Regions from separate parts of the Homo sapiens genome. Here all the other regions are linked to region 2. Evidence: chromatin loops called from intact Hi-C (ENCODE). Cell type or tissue: mammary epithelial cell. All regions are shown on one strand. Region 1 overlaps LOC124900693 (a long non-coding RNA gene). Region 2 overlaps TBC1D1 (TBC1 domain family member 1). Region 3 has its middle 190 kb from the start of LINC02513.

Region 1 (2,500 bases), 59 kb before region 2:
CCCTACCCAATAGAATTAATTTAAAGAGGCAATGAGAGGCCCCACAAAACTTAGATCTGCCCCTACTGCTGTCATGGGATTTATAGGTGATGATAGAAGATAGATAGATGATTGATAGATAGATAGATAGATAGATAGATGATAGATAGATAATAGATAGATTGATAGATAGATAGATAATAGACAGATGATAGGTAGATAGATGATAGATAGTAGATAGATGATAGATAATAGGTAGATGATAGATAGATGATAGACAGAAGATAGATAGATAATAGCTAATAGATGATAGATAATAGATTGATAGATGATAGGTAGGTAGATAAATCGAGAGATGATAGATAGGTAGACAGATGATAGATAGAGTTGCATTTTGTTCACAGTGTCCTTTCCACCTTTTTGTAATGTGCCAGTTACACGTGATCTTAATCGTCATTCTGGCTGTTACACATGTGCAGTGTTGTTTCCTAAATAAACACTCTCCACTAACAGGACCCACATTGATTCCACTCTCGTGCACTCACTCATGAGTCATAATTAATTTTTAGACACTCTTTGAAGAATCACCTTCCTGATTGTATGTATGAAAGTTTTATTTTCTATAGTAATACACATTATACAGGCCAATATGAATTCAACATAAGCTCAAAATGGCAATTATTGTCTTCTAATGTCTGCAAACTATAGAGTCCCATACAGTGTTTTCACTGTATGACCCAGACCTCCCCCATCATGCTCAGCCAAAAGCCTATTCTGTACAGATTACATTTAGTCAGTTTTTTATTCATTCATCATTCATTGGATTGGGTATCGTCTGTATGCAAATCCTTCTGTGGGGTGCTGGAGATACAAATTTGATAGCTGGATGGACACACAGTCCCTGCCCTCAATGCACCCATGATCTAGTACCATATGAATTGATGGATATTAAATTGTTATGATAACCAGCGATGAGGATGATGTCAGCATTGTTTACAAGTTGCCATGGGAGCACAGGAGGAAGTAGTTAGCTTTCTTTTGCAATGACTCAGATCAGGTTTCACAGAAGAGAAGATCAATGGGGCTGGAATGATCAGTAAGACTTTCCCAGGCAGCTGAAGGGGGTCATGTTAGGCAAAGGGAAGAGCTTGTACAAAAGCATGAGTCAGGAAAGCCTAGGTTATGCTTTGGTAATAATATGACCCTGAAGCCTTCGTAGCTGAAGATAGCTGAAGTTTATTTCTCACTCAGGTCACCTGCCTAATCAGGTCAGCTGGACAGGAGGAGTAAGGAGCAGGGCCCTGCTCCACACAGTCACTTGGGGACCCAAGCTAGAGGGTCCAGCTGTACCACCTGGAACATGTGGTTTGTAAGCTGGCATTGCAGGAAAACAAAAAAAGCTGGAATTTAGCACACTGGCTCTTCAATGCTTCAGCTCAGAGGTGACACATAAAATTTTCATCCACAGCCCATTGGCCAGAACTAATCACATGCCTCCCGGAGTTGCAAAATGTACAGGAACACATGGCTATTCCATGAGTAATAAATGTCTCTGCTACAAGCACAAGGCATGAAACTGTTTCCTGGGTTTAGGGAACTGTGAATGGTTCACAATGACTGGAGAAGAGATTGCAAGAGGAAATGTCTAAAGAGGAGCTCGGAAAAGTAGGGATGAGATGATGAAATCTCATGTGCTCTGCATAGGAATTTGGACCACCTTATGTGCAGAGCAGAGCTTGAGAAGAGTTCTAAACATGGTATCATGGTAATACTTGTGTTTTAAAAATGTCTCAGCCAGGCACGGTGGCTCACGCCTGTAATCCCAGCACTTTGGGAGGCCGAGGTGGGCGGATCACCTGAGGTCAGGAGTTGGAGACCAGCCTGGCTAACATGGTGAAACCCTGTCTCTACTAAAAACACAAAAATTAGCTAGGCATGGTGGCGGGCACCTATAGTCCCAGCTACTTGGGAGGCTGAGACGAGAGAGTCACTTGAACCTGGGAGGTGGAGGTTGCAGTGAGCCGAGATCGCGTCATTGCACTCCAGCCTGGGCGACAGAGCGAGACTCCATCTCAAAAAAAAAAAAAAAAAAAAAAAAAAAGTCTCATGCAGCAATGCAGAGAATGAGTTAGAGGGGGTTGAAACAAGAGATAGAAAAACTAGTTTGATTCTTATAGTTGCATAGGTTAAAAATGATGAAGAAACTAAAACAGGGATTTGGGGGATGAATATGAGAACTCTTAAAGAGATACTTGTTAGAACATCATGACTATGTAGATATAAAAGAAGGAGAAGAATAGAATGACTTCCAGGTTTCTGCTTTAGGGCCTAGTGCCCCCAATCAGGATAAGGAGTACAGGAAAATGAGTGAGTCCGGGGAAAAGACATGGAGGCCAATTTGAGATCTGGTGAGTTTGAGTTACCCACTGCCTATTGCTATGTGTTGAACTGTGTCCTCCCAAAAGATGTATTCAAGTCACAATCCTCAATGTCTCAAGATGTGACCTTATTTGGAAGTAGG
Region 2 (2,500 bases):
GTCTCTTCAGATTTTTCATGTGAGTGAAACTTCCATTGTCATCTCCAATCGATGGCACAGACTTACCAAGGTCAATAAGAATCGCATGCTGCTGGGAAGTCAGCTGCTTTAAGAGTTCTTTGTATGGCACATCCTTTGGCTGCTGTTTGCTGGGAAACTGGTGTTTAAGGTGGAATTGCTCAGCTAGAAATTTCCAGATTTCACCTCGGTGATGACGTGGCACACCTTTAAAAGGGAGAGAAGACATGGAAATAATTTATGCACAGAATACAACTTAATAATAAAAATGAATTGTGTTTCATGTTCCATTTATCCAAATTCTTGTTCCTTTTTTTTTTTTTTTGAGACAGAGTCTGGCTTTGTCACCCGAGCTGCAGTGCAGAGGCACAATCACATCTCACTGCAGCCTCAACCTTGTGGGCTCCAATGATCCTCCCACCTCGGCCTCCCAAGTAGCTGAAATTATAGGTGCCCACCACCATGCCTGGCTAATTTTTTTTTTATTTTTGTAGAGACAGGGTCTCACTATGCTGTCCAGGCTTGTCTCAAACTCCTGGGCTCAAGCGATACTCCTGCCTCAGCCTCCAAAGTCCTGGGATTACAGGGATGAGCCATCATGCCTGGCCACTGGTTCCATTATTAATTAACAGCATAAGAACAGAAGGGAGGCAACTAAAACCTTGCCCTATTTGCTTCTTCCCCTACTTCCACCCCCTATTCTCCCCTCACTTCCCTGGCCCCTTCCTCCCTTCTTCTCACTTCTCAAATGTGTTATCATGTTCTGACCCTGTCAGACTCTGCAAGGAATAAAGAATACGACCTGAGCTCCAACCTGGTGCCAATTAACAACATTCTAGGGAAATAAAGCCAAGTATGAAAAATTGTCATGTAAGATGTGATCTCAGAAAGCAGAGAGAATCAAAAGGAAGTAGAGCTCAGATGAAAGAGAAGCTGGCTCATTTCTTTTTATTATTATTATTATTATACTTTAAATTTTAGGGTACATGTGCACAACGTGCAGGTTTGTTACATATGTATAAGTGTGCCATGTTGGTGTGCTGCACCCATTAACTCGTCATTTAACATTAGGTATATCTCCTAATGCTATCCCTCCCCCCTCCCCCCACCCCACGATAGGCCCCAGTGTTTGATGTTCCCCTTCCTGTGTCCAAGTGTTCTCATTGTTCAATTCCCACCTATGAGTGAGAACATGCGATGTTTGGTTTTCTGTCCTTGCGACAGTTTGCTCATTTCTAACTGAGCAATCAAGGTTCCACAGAATCCTTCATTTGAGTCGAGCCTTAAGGATGAGGGAAAAGGAAGAGAAAAGTACAAGAGAGAGGGAACCGAGAGTGATTCAGTTTGCCTCAGGCACAAGGGTGCATGTGGAAGAGAGCAGCTGGCAAGAAGGCTGGAAGGGTTATTGTGAGAGGCAAAATTGACGGCAAGAAACCTGCCCCACGTTTGGTAGCTCCAGGGAATCATGCATGTTTCTGAGCTGAGGTGGAGTAAGCTAATCATAGCTGAGATTCTGGAATTCTGATGAGGCTTCTTTCTGCAAGATAAGCTGCAAGAAGAGCCCAGAGGCTGGGTAGGAACTGACTGCACAGACATTGCCATGTGAGCATCCAACAAAGCTCTAAAAACAGAAAATGTCCAAGAGCCTCTAACTAATGCTTTGCATGTGATTAATTTGAATACTCACAGTGATTAAAAATGTCTAAAACTTAAGAAAATTCTCTTAAAGTCAAGGATGTTATTTAGGGCAAACCTAATTTTAAAAGGTGACAGTTTTGAACCAAAATTCTTTAGCTCATTACTCAGCTATTACAAGGCCAAAAAGGTGGAAAGGGGGAGAGCAAGAAGACTGAAGAATAAGATGCCAAGTCTTTCTTGTCTTTTGGGAGAAAGGAAGCCTCCAAGTTAGGCATTGATCTTTCTTTCCATCCGGGAAAAAAAGTGGCCGCTTTGTACCCTGCCCTGCCACTCAGACAGCCTGTCCAGAAGGATGGTTTCTCTGGTTTCTGTCTCTGGCCACCTTTGGGAAAAGTTTCTGCTCTGGCAGGTAGCAGCAGCAGATAGCACTGATTGCGAGGCCACTATGCACCATCGCCATTCCATGCACGTTATGTGTATTGGCCCATACCATACTCATAACCCTCTAAGGGAAACATGATTATCCTCATGGTAAAGAAAAGAGAGGCAGTGAGAACAGGTCCCTTGCCCTAGGTCATTAGGCCGGTGAGTGACAGCCCAGGGATGCTGACTGCCATTTTCTCTTGGTGTCCTCCATGTCAGAAATGTCAAACAAGGCTGCTACTCAAATGGGGACTAGAGAAAAAATATTTTGTGTTCCTATCTTGCAATTAATGATAAAATAACCATCTGTGGATTTGAACCAAATAGTAATCATTTTATTAACAGATTCAAAAGTCTCACTGGGCCACCTCTTGGAAATACTTACTGTGTAGTAAGTACTTTCTTCTTTCCCTTTCACGTA
Region 3 (2,500 bases), 72 kb before region 2:
GCTAATCCTTCCTTCATCTCCTCCATTTAACCAGCTCTGGACTGGGAACATGGCACAGTGAGATATTTCTCAACATGAGAGTGACGGCTGGCACTCCCTACCATCTTGTCTGTAGCTGAATCCCTGATCAACTCTACTTCTCGCTGTAAAAAACAGACCAGACCTCAGAATCCTTCTCAACACAGCACTCCAGGCAGCCACTAGCAATCAATCAGCATTGCCTTTGATGACATAGCCAGTGACTAATAGAATTTAATTTCCATTTCTTTCCCATCCTTCCTGCCTGATTTCCCCAGTGTTTCTGGGGCAGATGGATGGATGGATGGATGGATGGATGGATGGATGGAAAGGAAAAGGAGTGCTCCTCATACAGGAGAATCCTTCTTGGCACCACTCCTAATTTTGCTGACTTCACTCAATGCCAGAGCTTCCTTACAAAACTTGCTCTTCACATGAGGCATCTGTGGCGTTTGTTATAGGAACTGGTGAGACTCACAGGTCATTCTGAGGCCATATGGACCCTCTACATCAGCACTTTGCTTCTCCCTCAGTCTCATTTCCTCCCATCCAACATATGCCTGAGCTTAAAAACATCCATTCACCCCGTACTTCCTTCTTCTTTTTAAAGCTCAAGCTGACAAGAGAAATTTCTTTCTCCCACTCACTTTTTTTTTTTTCCTATAAAGGGTAAAAAAGATTTACAGCTCTGCTGTGGGGTACGCAGGGAGGAAGAGTGATTAAAAACTCTTTGGTGTCTTTGGGGCCATAAGTCCCTTAACCTGAGCCATTAGGTACTTAGAGCTTCGGAATCAGCCCGTAATTTAGCTTTGGTCAGGAAAGCATGTTTTCCAAGCCCCCTTAAGTCCCAACGTCAGTTGAAAAACTATCTAGTTTTGATGCTATCTGGATATTCTTTCCCTCAGCAAAACACTGCTTGGTGGTTGAGAGGAAGGAAATGTTAAAAATTTATATTCAGGAGAGTTTAAAGAGGAATAAAATAGCTCTTATGAAGCGACATTTTGGTGACTTGAGTACGAGGAAATCAAAAGCATATGGATTGTATGCTGTTAAAACATACTTTTGTTTCCTCCAAATGGAAAAAAATACTAGGGAAAAATATATTTTACAAAATGGCATACATTGGAAGATAGCTGGAGATTTTTTTAAAAATCCAAAATGTGACAAGGATGGCCTAGCCCTAGTTATTAATATCTTGGAACCAGCTGGAGAGTAAAATTAGGTTGTAAAATGGTTGTACCATTTGTTACTCCAAGCTGGAAATGACACATTTCTCATGTATTTCTAAAGGAGAAAAAATTCCATATTGAGGTACATGAGATGAGGTTTTGTTTCATTGTCTCTGTTTTGACATTAGTCATAATAATTCCTTTCACTGAACTCACACCTGGGCAAGGTCAAAGTGTACAGATGAGACCAGGTCCTGGAGTCAGACTCTTACTGGTTTTGCTTCTAATAGTGATGGGATCTTGGGCAAGCTCATTCACCTCTCCGTACCATAGTTTCCTCATCTGGAAAGTAAGAATAATCATCATCATCGTAGCTGCTCTATGGAAACATCCAGGTGAAGCCCCTGTAATAAATGCCTGGCACACAGGAAGTTCTCCGTAAATGTTTGCTGGGATGATCTGTCATCCTGCCAGGAATGCCCTGCCACTTGGTATCTCCATGCTCAGCCACTGTCTTCAAAAACGGACCAACATTTAGCTACACTGACCAAAAAAAGAGAAGACACAAATAACTAAGCTCAGAAAATGAAAGTGAGGACATTACTACCGACCTTACAGAAAGAAAAAGAATTACAAAAGACTGTTATTAAAAACAATTGTACACCAACATATTAGATAGCCTAGATGTAATAGCAGTTTCTAGAACCACACAAATTACCTCAATTAACTCAAGAAGGAATCAAAAATCACAATAGACCTGTAACAAATATAAATATTGAAATAGTAATCAAAAGCCTCCCAATGAAGAAAAGTCCAGGACCAGATGGCTTTACTGGTGAAATCTACTAAACATTTAAAGAATCCTTGTCAAACTCTTCCAAAAAATAGCAGAGGTGAAAACACTTCCTAAATCACTCTATGAGGCCAACATTACCTTGTTAACAAAATCAGTCACTTCTTTTAGGACTCTGACCATTAAATATAACATCACCTTTCCTCTTATTCTCTCACCCTGATTTATTTTGCCTCCCAGCACTTAGCACCACCTGATATATTATATACTTATTTGCTTATTTATGTATTCCCTGTCTTCTCCCACTAGAATAAAAGCATCATCGGAGCAGGGAATTTGTTGGGGGTTTTTTTTTGCACTGTTAAATTATCAGTGCCTAGGAAAGTGCCTATCACATAATAGGTGCTCAATAAAAATTTATCGAATGAATGAGCAAATAGTCTAATCATTCTTTCACTAAGAGGTGGTAGAGTGAAAACAGAAGAGGACCTAGGTATTGAAGAGCTCCAAGAAATAGCTG

The links. Hi-C counts contacts between places; a loop is a spot of excess contacts. Peaks named below come from ENCODE experiments on the same cell type or tissue, not always from the same donor. Only the 100,000 strongest peaks of a DNase experiment are listed, where the experiment ranks them.
Region 1: a loop joins it to region 2, with 6 times the contacts of the local background. A loop is called at or near these places in 2 of 110 quality-filtered maps.
Region 3: a loop joins it to region 2, with 4 times the contacts of the local background. A loop is called at or near these places in 2 of 110 quality-filtered maps.

What each region holds. Positions count from the first base shown.
Region 1 is chr4:38,159,622-38,162,121 of GRCh38, reverse strand. It overlaps LOC124900693 (a long non-coding RNA gene), which reads right to left. Exons shown (of 2, transcript XR_007058099.1): 2 at 576-2,500. Among named protein-coding and RNA genes, the nearest start is that of PTTG2, 200 kb to the right of the region's middle. RefSeq lists an enhancer at 774-1,275. In mammary epithelial cell, no CTCF peak of the experiment used is centred here; DNase peaks (open chromatin) are centred at 1,001 and 1,481; H3K27ac peaks cover 2,500 bases.
Region 2 is chr4:38,100,724-38,103,223 of GRCh38, reverse strand. TBC1D1 (TBC1 domain family member 1) reads right to left here. Exons shown (of 22, transcript NM_001396959.1): 17 at 67-225. Among named protein-coding and RNA genes, the nearest start is that of PTTG2, 140 kb to the right of the region's middle. In mammary epithelial cell, no CTCF peak of the experiment used is centred here; a DNase peak (open chromatin) is centred at 1,413; H3K27ac peaks cover 1,815 bases.
Region 3 is chr4:38,172,999-38,175,498 of GRCh38, reverse strand. No RefSeq gene overlaps it. Among named protein-coding and RNA genes, the nearest start is that of LINC02513, 190 kb to the left of the region's middle. In mammary epithelial cell, no CTCF peak of the experiment used is centred here; a DNase peak (open chromatin) is centred at 1,388; H3K27ac peaks cover 1,907 bases.